2 separate regions of the Homo sapiens genome follow, and region 1 is linked to region 2. Evidence: read pairs that join two places in POLR2A ChIA-PET (ENCODE). Cell type or tissue: Panc1. All regions are shown on one strand. Each heading gives the region's core, and the rest is flanking DNA. Links, peaks and the distances in the headings are about the cores only. Region 1 holds the start of FAM131C (family with sequence similarity 131 member C). Region 2 has its middle 6.8 kb from the start of TRN-GTT5-1.

What was found. Peaks named below come from ENCODE experiments on the same cell type or tissue, not always from the same donor. Only the 100,000 strongest peaks of a DNase experiment are listed, where the experiment ranks them.
Region 1: POLR2A ChIA-PET joins it to region 2 with 10 read pairs; 3 of 35 experiments call an interaction of 5 or more read pairs at or near these places.

The regions. Positions count from the first base shown.
Region 1 is chr1:16,070,281-16,075,653 of GRCh38, forward strand. FAM131C (family with sequence similarity 131 member C) reads right to left here and starts at 3,371. Exons shown (of 7, transcript NM_182623.3): 1 at 3,141-3,371. The coding sequence starts at 3,162. RefSeq lists a silencer at 3,266-3,425 and an enhancer at 3,634-4,133. In Panc1, for the core only: a CTCF peak has its summit at 3,386 (motif pointing right); no DNase peak of the experiment used is centred there; H3K4me3 peaks cover 1,044 bases; H3K27ac peaks cover 153 bases.
Region 2 is chr1:16,524,780-16,530,152 of GRCh38, forward strand. No RefSeq gene overlaps it. Among named protein-coding and RNA genes, the nearest start is that of TRN-GTT5-1, 6.8 kb to the left of the region's middle. In Panc1, for the core only: no CTCF peak of the experiment used is centred there; no DNase peak of the experiment used is centred there.

The DNA.
Region 1 (5,373 bases), core at 130-5,129, 450 kb before region 2:
ACAAACGGTAGCTTAAAAATAGATAATGAATGCAAAATAGCTCCTGGAAACAGCATTTGTTGCCTTAATCTGGTCCCAATCACTTTCTCAATGTCCTCAGCACCTCGAGTGCCTGCCACCCGCTGCCTTTCCCATGAGGCAGGATGTGGCTTAAAACCTCTGTAGGTTTCCCCTTCCAGCCATGAAGGCCCACATTAGCTGTCTGCACAGACAGGTAATAAAAATTAAAGGCCGGGTGCAGTGGCTCACACCTGTAATCCCAGCACTTTGGGAGGCCGAGGTGGGAGGGTGGCTTGAGGCCAGGAGTTCGAGATAAGCCTGGGCAACATAGTGAGAGCCTGTCTCTATTATAATATATACAATATTAAAATTAAAAGTAAAAATGAGAGCAATAGCTAATATGTACGAGTGCTTACTATGTGTTGGGTACTGGTCTGAATGCCTTACATGAATTAAGCCATTTAGTCCGCCCAGCAACCCTATGACATCAATACTATTATAATTCCCATTTTAGAGATGGGAACACTGAGATACACACACAAGGTCAAGTCACTTGCTGAGGTCACAGAGCTAGTAAATGGTGGAGCCCTGCTTCGTATTCTGCACTCCTAGCCTCTCTACCAACTAGGCAGACGCTAACTGCTGCCGATGCTGGGATGGGGTGATTTTCCCAGGTGTGGCCTGACCTAGGTTTTGGGGTTTGGCTGGGTGGCCCCAGCTGGGTGCAAGCTCTGGGCTCAGTATGGGCATCAGCCTGAGGCCTGCAATCCTTGGCCTTGGCCAAGGGTGGACGCACTCCCTCCACCCTTCCTTCTGTAGCAGTGCCTACCTGGCCTAGGAGGCACTGAGCGCTCAGAGGCTATGATTAGCAATCGATTGCTGGTGCAGGGGCCAGGTGGGGGGCTCAGGAGCCCACAGCAGCCTGCAGCTCCAGGAGAGTAGACAGGTGCAGGCACCAGGGCCGAGGGCTGGCTGTGAGTGCAGAGACTGAGGCCCTAGGCTGTGGAGTCAGCATGCCATGGTTTAAATCTTGGCTTATACTATCCTAGCTGTGTGGCCCTGGACAAGTCACTCCACTGCCCTCTGCCTCAGTTTTCCCACTTGTAAGATAGGGACTGTGTTCATATATAACCCAAACTAGCTTTATCTGCCTAAAACTTTCAGACTAGTATGCACTCGGAGAGCATCAGTGATAAGGAGAGGGCAGGGTGGGTCAGTGATGCAGCCACCCAGAGTCTCTGGGACCCTGGCTGTCCCCTGCCCACATGGCTCCCCATATTCCTTTCACCTCAACCCAACTTTCCTGGATGCATGTTGAGACTGCCAGGGGCCCCGTCCTCTCAGGAGGGGGACAAGGCTGGACTATACAATTAGATCTGGGGGGCGCTGAGGAAGCCCAGGCTGCAGAAGGAAGGGTGGAGAGAGCGTATCTTGGCTGCTGTGGCCCCAAAGAGCCCTGGCAGAGGGGGCGGTGGAGGGAGCCCCAGGTGTGGGGTCAGAGGACCTGGGCCCCAGCCTCTCAGGGTGACCTTAGCAGGCGTCTCTTCCTCCCCGGCCTCTGTCCCATGCTCAGTGGGTTCTCAGCTCAAAGGCCAGTCCTTCTGGGCTGGGACCCCAAGGTGCCTGATATGGGGTGGCCAAGTGAAGGGGAAGGGACACTGAGGAAACACTCAGATCCCCTCCACCTGGAGCTGGCCCCAGCCAGAGACTGCCTAGAACCTTTGGGGTTTCTGGAGCCTGGTGCTCCTAAAGAACCCTCAGCACTCCTCACTCTTCAAACTTCCTTCCCCTCCCGCTAGGCTGCAGGCCTCCCGTACCAGGTGCTGTGCTGGGTTCCTTGCTGCTGGATGCCCAGCATGCACACGGTGCCTGGCACACGGCAGCTATCATGTTAATATCAGCTTAATGCATGGATAAGTAAAGGAACCCCACACAGCCTGACCCTGTACCTTCCCCTTCCCCAGCCGGGATTCCACCCCGATACCTCCCAGAGACATCCTGAGCCACTTACCTGAATGCCCACAGGAACTCCTGAGCAGAAGCCCTTCGAGTCCAGAGGATGGGGGAAGGTCATTGTGCTCCTTGCTCAATACCCCCAGGACAAGGTCCCCTCTATTCTGGGTAAGCTACTAGGGGTGATGGGTGTGGTGGTGGTCAGTGGGTTTGGCCTCAGCCTGCAGAGCCTGAACCAAGGCCAAAGCCACCCCCACTCCCAGTCACACCCCCCTGATCCCACTGTGGGGTGAACAGACCAAGGTGGGAGAAGGGCTCAGCCCAATCGCTTGTCTAAAATGTTGCCCAACAGCCTGTTGGAAAGCTGGTGGTGATGGGTGGGGGTGGAGGTAGGGGGCTCCAAAGACCAAACTGCCCATCCCCCAATCTCTGTGCAAGACTGTGTGTCCCCTCCTCACAGATAGAAGAGGCTGGGGCCTGCCCTGGGCCCCCAGGCAAGGGCAGGTCCCCTCCACCTCCTTGGGTACCACGTGGGGGAGAGTGGAGGGTGACAGGTCAGACACAGAGAGAAAGGCCCAGGGGTAACTGGGAACATCAGCTGTGCTCTGGCCCTTCTGTCCCCTGTCCAAGGATGGGGGTGGGGAGGAGGATTAGGGGGCAGGGGAACCTTCTTTATAACCTGTGCCCCACCATTAACCCTTTCCTGCCAACAGGGTTCAGGGGCTCTGCAGATGGGGGCACCCGGTAAGACGTGGGAAGGGGCTGTGGGGGTGAGCTGGTAAGACCTGTGTCTTGGGGAGGGGTGGGAAAGGGAGGGTCTGCTAGTTCTCCCGGTGCCCGCAGTTCCTCCGGGAAGCCAGGAAGAACCAGAGCTGGTTCCCAGGCACCCGGCAGGGGGTGTGTGGCTGTAGGGATGAGAGCGCGGCACGGCACGGGACCCTGCTTCGTGTCACCTGCGGGGCTGCAAACTGGGGCGGGGATGCGGTGACCTCTGCACGTGCGCTCTCTGCGCTGCCCCCGCCCCCTACCGTCCCTAGCTCTGTCCCCCTCAGGACGCCGCGTCCCCAGGGGTGCGGCGGGGCCGTGAAGGGCGGGTCGCCAGCCCCATCCCCCAGGTCTCCGAGCGGCGAGGGGACTGCGCGGGTCCCCGGCACCCGATCCCCCCGCCCCCGGCCGGGCCCCCTCACCTCGCGACACGCAGGAGCCCATCACGGGGCCGCGGGGCCGGGCCGCTGCGCCCGGGGTGCGTGGGGCCGCGGGGCGTTCATGTCTCCGCGGGCCCGGGGCTGAGCGCTGCGGAGCCAGAGGACGGGCGGGGCGGGGGGCTCGGGCGCCCTCAGCTCGGCCTCAGCTCCAGCCTGGGTCGTCCCTGCTGCCGCCGCGCCCGGCTCGCCTCGCGCCGCCGCCTCCCGCGCAGTGCCCGCCGCTGCCAGGGGAGGGCGACACCGCGGGGCGCGGCGGGCGGGGCCCGGGGGAGCGCAGCCGGGAGGCTCGGGCACACCTGTGGCCGCAGCGCGCGGGAGGGCCATCTCTGTCCCTTCGGGGCTCCCCCACCTCCTGGGGTTGCCCGGGCTGAAGGTCAGGGAAGGGGACAGAGGGGGCGGGGAGACTCCTGGCATTTGGGGCACAAAGTAAACAACATGAATTTAACCACACCAACGACGACTGGGCACGAAGGCTTGGGAGCGAGGAGGGGTGCGCGCAAGAACAACAGTTCCATTGGGCCTATTTTTAGAGGATGAAAGTGAGGCTCGCAGAAGTTAGAGGCCTTGCCTGAGAGCCCTAAGCTGTGAGTTCAGCGACTTTTGACTGTCAGCGCCTCATTCAGAGCTATTGAAATTAACATATGCAAAATAATATATGCCCAGAGGTGGGGTAGAGAGAGTGCGGGTAGATAGTGCGCTGGTGGCCTGGCGGCGGGATGAAGGGTCTCCAGCGATGGTTGAAGAGGGGGGCAAGGCTGCCTCTCAGGGCTTGTCTAGGGCAGAGTAAACTGAGGCACAGGTTTTTTTCCCCAGCCCTGGACGGCCTCTGTAGTCATTCACACTTACTCGCACGTACCTACACACACACTCTCCCATGTGTACATACCCCTCATTCACACACTGATGGTCATACACACACATATATATGCACACTTGCATTTACATACACGCACACACACTCACATACCTACACATGAATACACAGTCTCCCATGTGTACATACCCACTCACACCCACACAATGACAGTTATACACTCACATTGAAGCACGCTTGCATTTACACACACACACACACACACACATCCCAGCTCCTGAGGTGTGAAGATCCTTTAGCAAAATTTCCCATGCACACAGCACTCAATGTCAGTGTCTGAGACCCTCACTCACACATAGCATCTCGCTCTCTCCTTCATGCCCACCTGTGCATCAGGCAGGGCAGGCACTCTTGTGTCTGTTTTCCAGTTGAGGCAGCCAGGTTCACTGGTGGCAGCAGAGAAATGTTTTGAAGAATGAATAAGGAGGGGCCAGGCGCGGTGGCCCACGCCTGTAATCCCAGCACTTTGGGAGGCCAAGGCAGGCAGATCACTTGAGGTCAGGAGTTCGAGACCAGCCTGGCCAATATGGTGAAACTCCGTCTCTACCAAAAATATAAAAAATTAGCTGGGTGTGGGCTTGGCACAGTAGTTCATGCCTGTAATCACACCACTTTGGGAGGCCGAGGTGGGCGGATCACCTGAGGTCAGGAGTTTGAGACCAGCCTAGCCAACATGGTGAAACCCCGTCTCTACTAAAAATACAAAAATTAGCCAGGCATGGTGGTGGTGGGCGCCTGTAATCCCAGCTACTCAGGAGGCTGAGGCAGGAGAGTTGCTTGAACCCAGGGTACAGTGAGCCAAGACCATGCCACTGCACTCCAGCCTGGGCTACAAGAGAGAAACTCCATCTCAAAATAAATAAATAAATAAAAAGCTAGGTGTGGTGGCACAAGCCTGTAATCCCAGCTACTCGGGAGGCTGAGGCAGGAGAATTGCTTGAACCCGGGAAAGTGGAGGTTGCAGTGAGCCGAAATCGTGCCACTACACTCCAGCCTGGTCGGCAGAGTGAGACTCTGTTTCAAAAAAAAAAAAAAAAAAAAAAAAGAATGAATAAGGTTTGAGGCAGCAGCGTGGGATAGGGCTGGAGGCCTCTCAAGGGGCAGGATCTGGGCCAGGGCGCACTGCCAGAGCAGCTGAGCCAGGGAGTGGGTGCTGACTTCTTTCTCTTTCTCTAAGCTAGGTGCTCTCTGCCCAGTAAAGTCCGGGTGGAGAGCGGTTCTGTGCCTGGCCCTGGTGTCAGCAGACCTGGGTGAATGAGGGCTTAGCTCACACAAGCTGTGCGACCTTGGGTAAGTTGCTTCGCCTCTCTGAGTCTCAGATTTTTCATCTGTTAACTTAGG
Region 2 (5,373 bases), core at 140-5,139:
CTCATCTTATTTTATGTCCTTGAGAGCTTGACTTGTGACCAAGTGGAAGCGCTTTCTCTTGGTTTCCACTATCTGGAAAGAGGCGGTAACTTTCAGGTCATACTAGGTGGCCTGTCTGAAAATGGCTGGGAACCCCAGCACACTTTTTGTTCTGACCATGACAAGCTCTTGGGGTTTGTCTTAAGAAGTCCCATCCCTTTGAGGCTTTTGTCATCTCAATTCTTGTTGCCTGGTTAGTTCTAGGAAAGCTCAATCCCAAGATGGCCTACCTGGTATCATGGATTCACAGGTCTGTGACTGGAAGTCCCCATAAATTTGTGGGTTGCTGGAGGCAAACATCATCCTTACCCATCTGTGGTCTACTCTACTAAAAATACAAAAATTAGCCAGGTGTGATGGCATGCGCCTATAGGCCCAGCTACTCGGGAGGCTGAGGCAGGAGAGTCATTTGAACCCAGGAGGCGGAGGTTGCAGTGAGCCAAGATTGTGCCACTGCACACTAGCCTGGGTGACAGAGCAAGACTCTATCTCAAAAAAAAAAAAAAAAGAAAGAAAGAAAAGATTTAAGAGAACAATTATTTTAATTGAATACATTTTGTCAAGATTAACTCAACTTTCCCCTAGAGTAGTGAAAGAATAAGCAATCGTAATTTAGATTCTAAGTTACTGGTCTTTGAGAAAGTGTGAAAACCAAAAAGGTGCCATAAGTCAAAAAGAGCAAAAGTCCTAATTTTCAAACTGATGAAAATAAAGTACTAAAAAATTGAAATCATCATAGTTCATCTTGGTCCTTGGCAAAATACAAATGTATTGATTCAAATTATAATATCTTAGCTACCCTATTGTGCGTAGCTCTTACCACTGAGGAGAAAAACCAAACCCAAACAAAAGTGTGTTCAAGTTGGCAACAATGTTTACAAACCTGCAAAATCTCTTCAGCCTATCCCTTAAACTCCAGACTTGGTATTTACTAAGCTCTGTGGTGTACAATACCCACCTTAATATCCATTCTTGCACAAGTTCTGTTAGGTATAAGCCAAGATGACATGAGATTTTTTTTTTTTTTTTTTTTTTTTTACCCTCTCATGCCTATGTTTGCTTTTGCTTCCACAGACCCTTCTGAGTAAGGACTATCCTCAGACTACTGGAGGCACTTAGTCACAAGCTTGCCTGAGGCTCAGAGCTGGCAATACCTGGGAGTTTATGTCAATCCCACAGCACCCAGCAACCCTGCCTGCAAAATATTTACCCATGATTGACAGGTGCAGGTGTATGAAAGCCCAGCTCCTTGACTTGAGGGGCACCTTTGTGGTGAATTAGGTTTGGCAAAAGGGAATCCAGAGGCCAACTTTGTAAAAATGCAGATAGATAAATAGAAAGAAATCTTTGCCTTGGAAGTCCAGTTGAGAAAGAGAGTGATTTACTTGAGACTCTGAAAACAGAGACTAAAATCTGTACTTTTTCATGGGAAAGAAGCCTATGGTGAAAGAGAAACAAAGAGAAAGGTAGGAAATAGGGTGGGTCTACTCCGTAGCTTTAAACCACTCTGTCATATTATAAAGCCCGGTGAGGTTTTAACTAACACAAGTGTCTGGACTCTACACATAGAGATTCTGATTTAAACGCTTCCAGGTGGGTGGAAGCCACTAGTAGTCTTAAAACACTCCCAAGTAATTTTACCATGTGGCTAGAGATGAAAAGGACAATCTATCTACTAGAATCTCAAGTAACCATTATTGAAGTGCCCCAAATGTGCAGCTACCTCATAGAAAAGGCTTAACACCACCCTTTGATGGAATTTCCCTTCCTCTCTCCATGGTCTTGTCTGCATAGCATGGAAAATAGAGAAGAGATAAAGAGGTAGATGGAGAGGTTGAACCTGTAATTTGCCTATGTAGAGCAGTTTCTCAAACTTTTCTGACCACAAGATGCAGTGAGAAATATACAATTCTTTGTGATCAGTTTTTTTTTTTTTTTTTTTTTTTTTTGAGATGGAGTCTTGCTCCGTTGCCCAGGCTGGAGTGCATTGGAATGATCTCGGCTCACTACAAGCCCCACCCTCCTGGGTTCACACCATTCTCCTGCCTTAGCGTCCTGAGTAGGTGGGACTACAGGCACCCACCACCATGCCCAGCTAATTTTTTTTTTTTTTTGTATTTTTATTAGAGACGGGGTTTCACCGTGTTAGCCAGGATGGTCTCAATCTCCTGACCTCGTGATCCACCCGCCTCGGCCTCCCAAAGTGCTGGGATTACAGGCGTGAGCCACTGCGCCTGGCCTGTGATCAGTTTTTAAAAAATCTTTTACTATGTGTAATCCACCCTACCTAGAATTTAAATAAAGCCTGCAGTAGTAAGCAGTCGACTATATTGATTTCACAACCCCTAAGTGGTTCAGAATTGCAATTAGAAAATTTTTCCTTTTGGCCAGGTGTGGTGGCTGGAGCCTGTAATCCCAGCACTTTGGGAGGATCACTTGAGGTCGGGAGTTTGAGACCAGCCTGACCAAGATGGAGGAACCCCGTCTCTACTAAAAAAAAAAAAAAAAAAAAATTAGCTGGGCGTGGTGGTGCATGCCTGTAATCACACCTACTTGGGAGGCTGAGGCAGGAGAATTGCTTGAACCCCAGGGGCTGGAGGTTGTGGTGAGCTGAGATTGCACCATTGCACTCCAGCCTGGGAAACAAGAGTGAAACTGTCTAAAAAAAAAAAAGAAAATAAATAAATTTTTACTTTTGCTCTGCCTTTTTATCAAGCAAAATCCCAAAAGAACATTTACTATAAACATCTTTCTGTGAATCCTTATTTCTGTCCCAGCCACCATGACCCAATAATCTCTAGAGCCTGTTAGTGTTCTCCAGATTGAAGCCTTCCCTCTAACTGCTCCTAAACTCTGTGATGTAGTGGAAAAGTTTTGAGGCCTCGATTCTCATCCCAGGTTTTTCACCTACAGATCATACGGCCTTAGCCTCTTGACACCATTGTCTCCTTATGGCCAAAGATGGAACTGTACTTGGGTGGTATCTGAGCACCCTGTTGGCTTTGACATTCTAGGGCTCTTCCCTTGGCACCACTCTCTTATTTAAAAGGAACAGGATGTGGACTTAGGAGGGTTATTTCTCTGCAAACTATCCTCTCTTTCTTATGACAAGCTATTTCTGAATGTGCACATTTGAGGCTAAGCAAATTCCTTCCTGGGAGGTTGAAAGACCCTTATTTCTCTCCAGAGGAGTATTATGGAGAGTCAATTGATGCTGAGGAGGTGGTAGAGACCTAGTGAACTCATCTGCAGTGGCTTTGAGCAAGGCTTTTAGAATCATAAGGTGGGTGGGGTCCTGTGTCCTACACCACAGGCCAGCTAGTTCATTTCAGGAGACTTTTTTTTCAATCTATTATTACTATCTTCTTCTAGACTGTAGTTCACTACTGGAGATTATCCACTTAGTTACACTCAGTTTGCACCTGGCCTGTATCACCAGTCAGCTCTCACTCCAGCCTCAGGTATCAGCAAGACCTCACCAAAGATTATTGTTTAATTTTGTGTGTGTGTGTTTTTGTTTGTTTCGGGTAACAACTAATGTTGGAACTATGAAAAGCTCTTCTCTACTTTTAACAAAGCTTAGTCACAAACAGTTCCCCAGTTGATGAGAAAAACTAAAACAACAGAACAATTGAAAGTCCAAATCTGCAAGCTCATCTCTGAGAACCGAATTCTACAGCCACTCCAGATTTGTACTCCAAATGGATAGTTTGATTGTAGAAATCACATCCCTTCAGTCTGCCAATGTGATAAGGGCCCAAGAGACAGTGATGCCTAGATTCATAGATAATCCCCTTTCCCCCATCCTATATATAACTGGAGTCAACAGCAGCTGGAGGAAAATGGCAAGAACTTGGAATCAAGATTAGGTTAGAATAACACTGCTGTAGACAGTTTATCAGCTCTTCAGCATACGTCCGTTTTCCTTGAAGGATGAGCCTGTAGAAACCTCTGACAATAAAGTTTATTTTACACCCATTCCCTTGCCTATGATTTTTTCATACAAATCACAATTATAAAACTTTCTTGCTCCAGCTAAAAGCAGGAAACTCAATCATGAATGTGTTCACTAAATATATACCACAGAATGATAACAACCAGTCTGATTGCATCACTTGATTCCAAAATTAAATGTTAGCCCTCAGGGGTGCAACTACATGTATCTCCAACTCTGGAAGCCACAGGCAACATATTCCTGTTTCCTTGCAGGGAAACAGATCTATAAGCAGGGCGGCAGTCTGACACATGTACATTCCTGGGAAACCCAAGGAAACAATGATAGTGACGCAGGGCAGGCAAGCCCCCAAACTGAAAGAGTTTTGCTAATGTCGCGATTGGCTTTCTATGTTATTTGAAGACTGAGATCTCCATGAGGAGTGAAGATAGGTAATGCCTAAGGCTGAGGCATGACCTCACTGGGTCACCTTAGCTGTAAAGTGAGGTCAGTTGTCACCTTGCAAACCTTTTGGTAATCCAAATCTTGGAATGATTTCTTTAAGAATTTAGACACTTCCAATACTTTTCCTGTCCTTGTGGGGAAAGCTTCTATCCACCTGGTGAAAGTGTCTATAAATACTAGCAAATCTTGTAGTCCCCTGTAAGGTGGCATCTGGTTTAAGTCTGTCTGCCAGTCTTCACCATGGTATGTTCCTTGGTGTTGTACAGGTTTAAGCAGGGATCGGGGTATGGGGTGGCTTCCTGAGTGGTAACCCTTTTTATAGTTTGGAACAGTCCCTTCCGCAAGAATATTTAGGAAACTAATTTAAATGGAAAATCCTGTCCCAAATGTGAGGAATCATGAAAATGTTTAATTATTTCCCATCTGTCAGCCTCAGGAATAGAGTTTGTTCTTTTCTAGCAACCATCCAGATGGGTCTCCCTGGAAGCCTTTTACTCAGTCCCTTTAATTTCCTTAGGGGTATATTATGGTGTCACTGACACGGATGGAGTACCTGGTAGTAGCGCAGCAGCCTGAAATACCAGGGTTTCCTTAGCTGTGGCCTTAGCTGCTCTTTCCACCAGGGAATTTCCTCTAATAATAAAAGTGTCTCCCTTCTGGTGTCCCCTGCGGTGAGTAATTGTTATTTCTTTGGGAGTTGGACAGCATCTAAAAGTTCCAAGATCTGAGTAAAGTTGTGTGGGGGATCCCTTGGCTCTTGATAGTCCCCTTTCCTTCCCTATGGCTGCATGAGCATGGAGCACCAGGAACCCATATTTAGAGTCAGTCAACACATTGACTCTTGAGGTTTTGTTCTTTTTTTTTCTTTTTTTGAAACGGAGTCTTGCTGTGTCGCCCAGGCTGGAGTGCAGTGGCATGATCTCAGCTCACTGCAA